Linked DNA regions of Homo sapiens: regions 1 and 2 are each linked to region 3. Evidence: chromatin contacts called from ENCODE Hi-C data. All regions are on one chromosome and are shown on one strand. The core of a region is the stretch at or near the end of the contact, and the rest is flanking DNA. Distances in the headings are between cores, read along the strand shown. Region 1 holds the start of ANKRD11 (ankyrin repeat domain containing 11). Region 2 holds the start of FLJ30679 (a long non-coding RNA gene). Region 3 holds the start of BANP (BTG3 associated nuclear protein).

What was found. Hi-C counts contacts between places; a loop is a spot of excess contacts on that map. Pooled maps may share reads with other maps.
Region 1: a pooled map shows a loop between it and region 3 (22-fold over the local background). The contact joins the promoter of ANKRD11 here to the promoter of BANP in region 3. A Hi-C loop is called at or near these places in 2 of 37 single-sample maps with no recorded cell type and 9 of 50 pooled maps.
Region 2: a loop to region 3 is called in a map of CD4-positive, alpha-beta T cell, with 6 times the contacts of the local background. The contact joins the promoter of FLJ30679 here to the promoter of BANP in region 3. A Hi-C loop is called at or near these places in 1 of 168 maps with a recorded cell type or tissue (CD4-positive, alpha-beta T cell), 1 of 37 single-sample maps with no recorded cell type and 12 of 50 pooled maps.

What each region holds. Positions count from the first base shown.
Region 1 is chr16:89,489,244-89,491,947 of GRCh38, reverse strand. ANKRD11 (ankyrin repeat domain containing 11) reads left to right here and starts at 1,387. Exons shown (of 13, transcript NM_013275.6): 1 at 1,387-1,703. It overlaps LOC101930112 (a long non-coding RNA gene), which reads right to left and starts at 978. Exons shown (of 2, transcript XR_933895.4): 1 at 562-978. RefSeq lists silencers at 668-717, 838-927, 1,128-1,607, 2,182-2,231, 2,312-2,421 and 1 more and enhancers at 1,813-2,327, 2,328-2,704.
Region 2 is chr16:86,553,978-86,556,683 of GRCh38, reverse strand. It overlaps FLJ30679 (a long non-coding RNA gene), which reads right to left and starts at 1,364. Exons shown (of 1, transcript NR_026674.1): 1 at 1-1,364. MTHFSD (methenyltetrahydrofolate synthetase domain containing) reads left to right here and starts at 1,449. Exons shown (of 8, transcript NM_001159377.2): 1 at 1,449-1,515; 2 at 1,933-2,039. The coding sequence starts at 1,500. RefSeq lists enhancers at 1,167-1,456, 1,497-1,546, 2,515-2,706 and a silencer at 1,379-1,592.
Region 3 is chr16:87,949,992-87,952,830 of GRCh38, reverse strand. BANP (BTG3 associated nuclear protein) reads right to left here and starts at 1,397. Exons shown (of 14, transcript NM_001386991.1): 1 at 1,316-1,397. RefSeq lists silencers at 902-1,001, 1,022-1,081, 1,112-1,231, 1,242-1,541 and enhancers at 830-1,472, 1,732-2,041.

The DNA of each region.
Region 1 (2,704 bases), core at 138-2,637, 1.5 Mb before region 3:
CAGAGAGCCTATCTCTACGAAAATTTAAAAAATTAGCCGGGTGTGGTGATGCCTGACTGTGGTCCCACCTACTTAGTAGGCTAAGGTGGGAGGATCCTCTGAGCCCGGGAAGCTGAGGCTGCAGTTAGCACTGCACTCCAGCATGGGCGACAGAGTGAGACCCTGACTCAAAAAAAAAAAAAAAAAAGAATAGGTGCTACTTGTAGTTCCCATTTTACCCACCAAGAAACTGAAGATCTGAGAGACAAAGCCTACAGGGTGACCGCTAGTCACTGGTAGGGCTGGGATTTGAACAGGGGCGGTTTAACAACTGATCTCTCGACCATAATGCGTGTTGCCCAAGAAAAAAGACCGTCCTCACGGTCCTATCCACTCCGGACTTTGCAATTCCGTTATTTCGTAAATTGAGGCCTATAAATAGTTTGCTTACCCGTTGTCTTAGTCCCCAGTAACATGCAGAACTAAAGAAGAAACTGAAGGAGCACCGATTTTGTTCACCTTGCTTTTTGGTTTAGTTCTGGAGGAGAACACAGGTGCACTTAGAACAGGATCCACACTTACCAGAGGCTTGATTCATTTTAGCTGCAAAGAAAACCAGTCCTCGTCTACCTTTTTCGCGTGTTGGAGAACTAACTAGCAAGGCAGGGAATGCGGTTCGTGGGCGCTTGGCCTCCTCAAGCGGCTCAGGCTCTCAGAGCGCGAGGCCCAGGGGCTCTGGAGCCGCGGCCGCGACGCGCCCGAGGGCCGTTCTCTTCGACGGCAGAGCAAGAGTCACCGCGCGGGAGCCCCGAGCGACCGCCCCGCTGCCCCGGTACCCTCCCCTCGCAGCCGCCCAGAGCTCTTCATGCCCCGTGACGCCCGTTAGGGCAGCGCGGCCGGAGGCCGGGCCGGACGTGGCCCGAGATGTCCGGGGGCAGGCAGAAGACCACGGGCACGCGACAGGCAACCGCCGCCTCGGCTCTAGAGGTGGACGTTTTGTCTCCCTGCGCTTCAATACCAGATTTTGTTTCCAGACGACATCCCTGTTGCTTCCGGCACTTGGAAAGACCAATCGTCAGGCCCGAGAATGCAAGACCCACCCTCCTTTGCGACGGAGGCAGCCAATCCAGTTGCTCGCTACTTCCAGTGTCGCATGCGCCCTTACGCAGGACCCTGCCCAATCGTTACCGGGACGTCCTCCTAGTCCCGCCTCCGGACCGCCAGAGAGGCTGTCAATCCCGCCTCTCTCCTTCACTCCATTAGCGCACTAACTCACGGCGCTGTGACGTGCACAGCCCCTGCGGCCGGCCGGGGCGGGCCAATGGCGGTGGCGGATACGGCGGGCCAATGGGCGGGAGCGTCTCATGCGGCCGGCTCCCGCCGCAGCCGCCGCTGGGTCCTGGAGCCAGAGGCCGCCCTGAGACGGTGCGCGATGGACCGAGGGCCCCAGCCGGGGAGGCGCCGCCGCCGAGCCCGCGGCCAGACGCCCCATCAGTAGCGTCCGCACCGGGAGCCGCGGCTCTCGCCCGAGCCGTGGGCGCGCCCGAGGGGCGGGCTCGCCTCCCGCCGTCCCTCGCAGCTCTGCCGGGCCCGAGCCCGCGCCGCCGCCGCCGCCGCCTTGCCGCTCGGGCCGCGCGGCCCGGGAAACGCGGCCGCGGGCTGCATGGGCAGCGCCCGCGCCCCGCCGCTGAGCCGTCGCGGAGCCGCGCAGCCCTCGGAGCACGGTGAGAGGCGCCGCTGGTCTGGGGGCGGTGGTCGGGGCGGGCACGGGGCATTCGCGCGGCCTTGCGGCCTGCAGGCCTTCCCCGGCGACGGAGCTGCGCCGCGGGCCTCCGGGCGGGCCTGGGGGGTCGGGGCCGGGTGGGCGGGGGTCTTTGGGGGCCCGGGGCGATCGTGAGGGACCAATAATGGGTCCCGGAGCGGGCCTACGGGTCCGGGTTCGGGGCAGCCGGGGGTCTTTGGGGGCCCGGGGTGGCCGTGAGGGGCCCATAGGGGGCTCCGGGGGGGGCCTGGGAGGTCGGCGGAGCTTGGGTCGGCCGTAAGGGGCGGACGGGGGCTCCGGGCGGGCCTGGGTGGCCGGGGGCCCGCGGCGGCTCTGAGGGGCCGATTGGGGGCTCCGGGGCGGGCCTGGGGGCCGTGGGGGCCCGGGGCGGCCGTGAGAGGCGGACAGGGGGCTCCGGGGCGGGCCTCGGGGGCTCGGAGCGGCCGTGAGGGGCGGACGGGGGGCTTCGGGGCGGGCCTGCAGGTCTTGGGGACCTGAGGCTGCCGGGAGGGGCTGCCAGGGGGCGCTGGCCGGGCGCCGGGTTCTGCGGAGCTGGGGCGCCGACCTCTGACCCGCGAGAGGGGCGCCTTCGCCGTGCTGGTCGTAGTTGTTATTCTCAGCGTCCCTATTATTATCGCTGTTTTGAAATGAGAGCAGGCGGCTCTCGGGCTCCGAGCCGGAGGGGGAGGGCGAACTGGGGACCTGGGGGCGTCGGGGTTGCAGGAGGCGCGCGTAGGCCGAGGAGGGGCAGGAATGCGGGCAGCCGTGTGGGGGGTGTTAGGGGGAGGGTAGGCGGGCGGGTGTGGGGGGTGGCTGGGAGGAAAGCGGTGGCGGTGGCGGCTGCAACAGCAGCCCTTGGCCTCAAGGAACAATGTGAGACGTTGCCTGAAATGTTAATTTCCGTTCCTCATTTCATCATCCCCTGGCAGGGCGGTAGCTGTGTGTGTGGTGTATGTGTGTGCG
Region 2 (2,706 bases), core at 115-2,614, 1.4 Mb after region 3:
CTACTGTGCTTCCATGAAAGGCGGAAAGGACATCCAACCTCTGTGAGAGATTTTATTTTATCACCTCCAAAATGATGTTTGCACTGCTTTTGCCAGCCTGGTGAAAGACAGGCCCGCCCACAAGCAGAACTGAGGCTCCTCGGTGTCTCTATGTATTAATGTTGCGGACACCACATAGGAAGAGAGAGTTGTGATGGGACCCACAGGAGTTGCAATTAAGCACGTTGTCAGGGCTACACGCTCTGCCCTTTCTCTGCTGGGAGACTCAGGCCAAGCTTCTTTAACATGTCTGAGCCTCTGTTGCCTCCTGCGTAGGAGGCGGGTCACATTTGCCTCTGAGGGTTTGCTGTGAAACATAGTTAGCTATGACTTTTAAGGCGCTAAGCTCAATGCCTGGCATATCGTAGCACTGTTAATTACCATTATTAATTATGTCCTAAGGAGGTCAAACGGCACATTATGAGTTACCAGCAGACATGAGTAAGTCGCTTGTACACGGAACACCATTTTCTGTATCTGTTAAGTAGGCGGGCATTCAAACTCTTTTGTCTGTTTCCCAAGTGTGTTGTGAGGATCTCATAAAGTTTTGGGCATGCAATTTCGAAAGGTGGCAGCCACGTTTTGAGTGCTTGTGATGTACCAGGCACGTGGCTACGGGGATGCCTTCATTCGCTCAGGGAGTGGTTCCTAGTGGCTGGTCCCTGACATCTGTGTGTGTGCTGGGTGGGGGTGTGGGATGTCTTCTTCCTAATAAGTGAATGAACTGCCAGGCTGAACGCCCTCGTTTTCTTCCCGCGGGGCTGGGGCCAGAGAGGGAATGGACGTGACGGTCTGTGCAGCCTGGTCTCCTCGAGCCGCTTCTCGACCCTTAGGTTAGCAAACATGAAAGACATAGACAAGCAGACGCAGGCTGCCACGTTCGTTCTTTCTCAGGGTATGCAGAGGTCAGGGTAAGAATCCACGGGTGTTTCTCAAAGGATGGCCTCTGGCCGTCCGCAGCGCAGTCGCCGGGGCTGGGCTGGCCTCGAATTTCCATCTGCCTGCCGCTTTAAAGAGCTGCCGGCTGAATCCGCTGCACACCCACGTGTGAGCACCTGAGAGTCTGCAGGATCTCAGAGGAGGGAACCGCGTCCTACATGAGGAGCAATCAAGGCCGGCTTTCCGGAGGAGGCGGCCTCTAGGACTGGAAGAGGAGGCGGGATGTGTTTCAACCGGCAATGGGTCCCGAGAGACCAGGGACTTGTTCACTTCAGTAACTCCAGGGCTTGGCAAAACGCCTGTCACGGGCGGCGCTCGACAATGACTAGCTGAAAGCAAGAGCGAAGGGCCTGGGAGCATCCCTGACTGTCCCCGGCGCGGATTTTACCCGCCCGAGCATGCGCGCCTGGGCCTCGCCCGCTCAGCCTCCGCCCCTCCTACCATCGCGCAGGCGCGGAGCGGGTGACGTCACTACGCGCCAGAACCTGCGCCGGGAAGCGTCGCACAGCGACTGCATCACCATGGAGCCGAGGGCAGGTGGGGGGCCTGGCGGGGCTCCGGGGCGGCTGGGAATGGGGAGGGACAGCCGGGACCGGTGAGGGTCGAGGCGGGGCCACCGGGGCTGGCAGAGGATGGGGCAGAATCACCGGAAGCGGCCGAGGAGGTCAGAGGGGGTCTGTGCTGGGTTCGGGTCGAACCAGCGGCTCTCTCGCCCGGAATCCCGAGAAAGATGTCAGGAAAAATAAAGATAACGAGAAGACGAGGCGGGAGGGACACCTGCCGTGCACGTGGGGGAGCCCGTGGGCCCCTTGAGGTCGGGGAAACTGAGGCTCAGGAACAGGATCGGAAGCCGGTTTGACCTACACGCGGGGGTCGCTTAACTACTGTTAAGCGGTTTCAGCATGGGCTCTGGAATTCCTTTGTATGTTATTAAGTGGGAATCTTTTGTTGCAGTAGGTGTCTCCAAACAGGACATACGTGAACAAATTTGGGGCTACATGGAATCACAAAATTTAGCTGACTTTCCCCGACCTGTTCATCACAGGATACCCAACTTTAAGGTACTGACATATTTCTGGAGTCCAGAAAAGGAAAACAAAATATTCTTAAATGAATAACACTAGTAATAAAATTCTCTTACTGCGTCATGGTGGATGAGAATGTGGCGAGCAGTGAGCAGTGGTGTGAAATCAAAGCCATTTGGCCAGGGCGTCCTTAGCATTTAGAGACGTCATTTACTCTTCACCTGGGGCCTCTTGCGTCTCTGTGCAGGGTGGTTTGGTTGTCTCTAGGTGAGGTTGTGTCCAGAATTGGTGGGTTCTTGGTCTCACTGACTTCAAGAATGAAGCCTCGCAGTGAGTGTTACAGTTTTTAAAGGCAGCGTGTCTGGAGTTTGTTCCTTCTGATGTTTGGATGTGTTCAGAGTTTCTTCCTTCTGGTGGGTTCACGGTCTTTGCTGGCTTCAGGAGTGAAGCTGCAGACCTTAGCAGAGAGTGTTGCAGCTCACAAAGGCAGGGTGGACTCAAAGAATGAGCAGCAGCAAGATTTATTGCAAAGAACAAACCTTCCACAATGTGGAAGGGGATTGGAGAGGGTTGTTGCTGCTGGTTCAGGCAGCCTGCTTTTAATCTCTTATCTGGCCCCACCCACATCCTGCTGATTGGTCCATTTTACAGAGAGCCGATTGGTCCGTTTTGACAGGATGCTGATTGGTGCGTTTACAATCCC
Region 3 (2,839 bases), core at 148-2,647:
TGCATTCCAGTCTCGGGGACCGAGTGAAACCCTATCTCCAAAAAAATAAAAATATTAACGCCAATGATGACAGAATCCAACATCGCAAGAATATATTCTTATTTTAATCGCCAGACACGGGAAGTGGACCCACATACAGAATTTTACCGCGTTTTGGTGTTTTCTTCTAGCACTGGATATCTGCGAGCTGCGTGTTAAATGACCAGATCCAGTTTTTATTTGACGTTTCCTGAGCTTACTCAGAACCACTCACTACTCCAAGTTATTTTTCTGTCCCCTAAGAACTTCCAGCTAAAAGTGAACCCTACAACTGCCTCCTCTTATCAATTATTTACTGTAGTGCGAGTTCCAGCATCGCCATCAGGCCCTGGAGTACATTCCTGGGCAGAACAGGCAACTCCAAACAGGGCAATTACCTGTTCCACATCAACAACTGTGTGACCCGGGCCCTCCCCGGTCAGGGTGCAAGCTCGCTACCCTTCAAAGCCCACACTCGCTCCACTTGCTCACAGTTCTTCAGGGATGATGTATTTCTCCAATAGCAAGACAACCCCTACCATCTCATCAGTGAAAAACATCAGTCCTCTATCAAGGCAATCTCTCCAATTTGCTCACACAGTGTGGATGGAATGTCATCTACTTTCTGCATCCTAGGGGGGAAAAAGAAAACGGCCACCTTCCTTAAGGACTAGATCACAGAAATCGCACAAACGTGCTGGGGAGGGGGCACCCCGAGGTCCTCGTTCATCGGGGCCCCTCGGGGGACGGGCTGGGGTCGTCGCCGAGGTCTGCGGTCCCCGAGAGCGCCCCTTGCGTGTGCAAGTCCTGGGCTATGGGGCTCCGGTCCACAGCCACGGAGGAGGCACAAAAACGATGCCTGTCGCTCCCGCCTGGCTGGCAGGAGCGACCCCCTTGGGAGACTTCGGGCCCCAGAGGAGCCCGGGCGCGGTTCTAGGCCTTTCCAGTCTCCCCGCCGTGGCTCCGGGTCCTTCCCGCGGGGCGAGGCCCGGGACAGAGGTCGGGAGCGCGAGGCCCCCGGGCCGGGCTGCGGCAGCCGCGGCTCAACGGACGCCGGGCGCGGTGGGGCCGGGGGTGCGGAAGCGAGGAAGCGGGAGCCCCTCTTCCGGGGCGCGGCCGGGGACGGGGAGCGGGGCCCGGGGGGCGATCGCCCGGCCCGGGCGGTTGGCGGCGGCGGGGCTGCGGCGCGGGCGGCCCGGCGGGCGGGAGGAGGAGGGAGGAGGGAGATCTCGCTCTCGCTCTCGCCCCGCGGGAAGGGGGAGGCGGAGGCGCGACCGGCTGCGGGAGCTGCAATTACCGTGTGGGCTGCGGAATTCTCGTGGTGTTTGTCGGGGAGATGCGATAATGGCGTCCGTCCTCGCGAGAGAAGCCGCCGCTCTGCGCAGGCGCCGCGAGCCCCTCCCCGCGACGCTCGGCCCCCGCCCTCCGCGCAGGCTCACTGGGCGCGCGGGCCCGGGGGCGGGGCACCCCTGTGGCAGTGAGGCCAGCTGCGCGCGCTTTTCCCGCTCGGCCTCCTGGTGAGCATGCGCAGGCGGCCTTCTTCCGCGACGGTACCGGCTTCCCAGGGCTTTTTTCCCCCCGTTTTTCGCCCACGCCCATGGCCTGCGTGAGAACAATCACCTCAGTGGACGGTCTGAGGAATTTGCATCTTCTTTGAGACGGAATGAATACGCATTAGCTCCCTCAACTACTACACCTCCCAGGGTGCCCTGCGCAAGCTGGGAGCCATGCATTCGGGGACTCGTAGTCCCTGCGTCTGGGCCATGCCTGCCGGGACTTGTAGTCTCTCCGGACTCCGGTGGCCCGTCCTGTCCCCGCACCAAGGGTTGCTGGGACTTGTAGTTACGATGTCTCAGGTGGGCTGTGCGCCCCCAGCGGGTCCTACCTGCTGCTGCGGCGGGTCCTGCCCTGAGGTTCCGGAGCGCTTGGTGGCGTTTTCCCTGACATAAGTGGTCAGGGGTCCCCAGTGTCTATCCAGAGGGGCCTGAGTGCACGCGCGCGGGACTTAGCACACGCGGCAGTGATTATGGTCTTAGATAAGTCCTATAGGTAACACATAATATAAATAAGTGATGGCGGCCGGGCACGGTGGATCACGCCTGTAATCTCAGCCCTGTGGGAGGCCAAGGCGGGCGGAACACCTGAGGTAAAGGGTTCGCGACCAGCCTGGCCAACATGGCGAAACCCTGTCTCTACTAAAAATACAAAATTATGCCGGGCGTGGTGGCGGGCGCCTTGTAATCCCAACTACTCGGGAGGCTGAGGCAGGAGAATCGCTTGAGCCCGCGAGTCAGAGGTTGCAGTGAGCCGAGATCGCGCCACTGCACTCCAGCCTGGCGACAGAGCGAGACTCTGTCTCAAAAAAAAAAAAAGTGATGACGTGAATGTGCACACGTAGAATAAATGTGCAAATGTGCGTTTGTGGGTAATCACAGGAAAAAATTCCCAAACCATAGCGCAGTTCCCAGAAATGTCATTCCTGGTTATCTCCCTCTGCTAATCTAGGATTACCTTGCCTTTCATTTTCTTCTTTATACTCGCCTCTGTTTCCTCAATTATTTGCAATGAGCAAGAATGCCTTTGAGCTCCCAAACACAGGGCGAGGCAGCTATTTTCACTGGGAAAAAGAAAATGCTGGCCGGGCGCGGCGGCTCACGCCTGTAATCCCAGCACTTTGGGAGGCCGAGGCGGGTGGATCACGAGGTCAGGAGATCGAGACCATCCTGGCTAACACGGTGAAACCCCGTCTCTACTAAAAATACAAAAAATTAGCCCGGCGCGGTGGCAGGCGCCTGTAGTCCCAGCTACTCGGGAGGCTGAG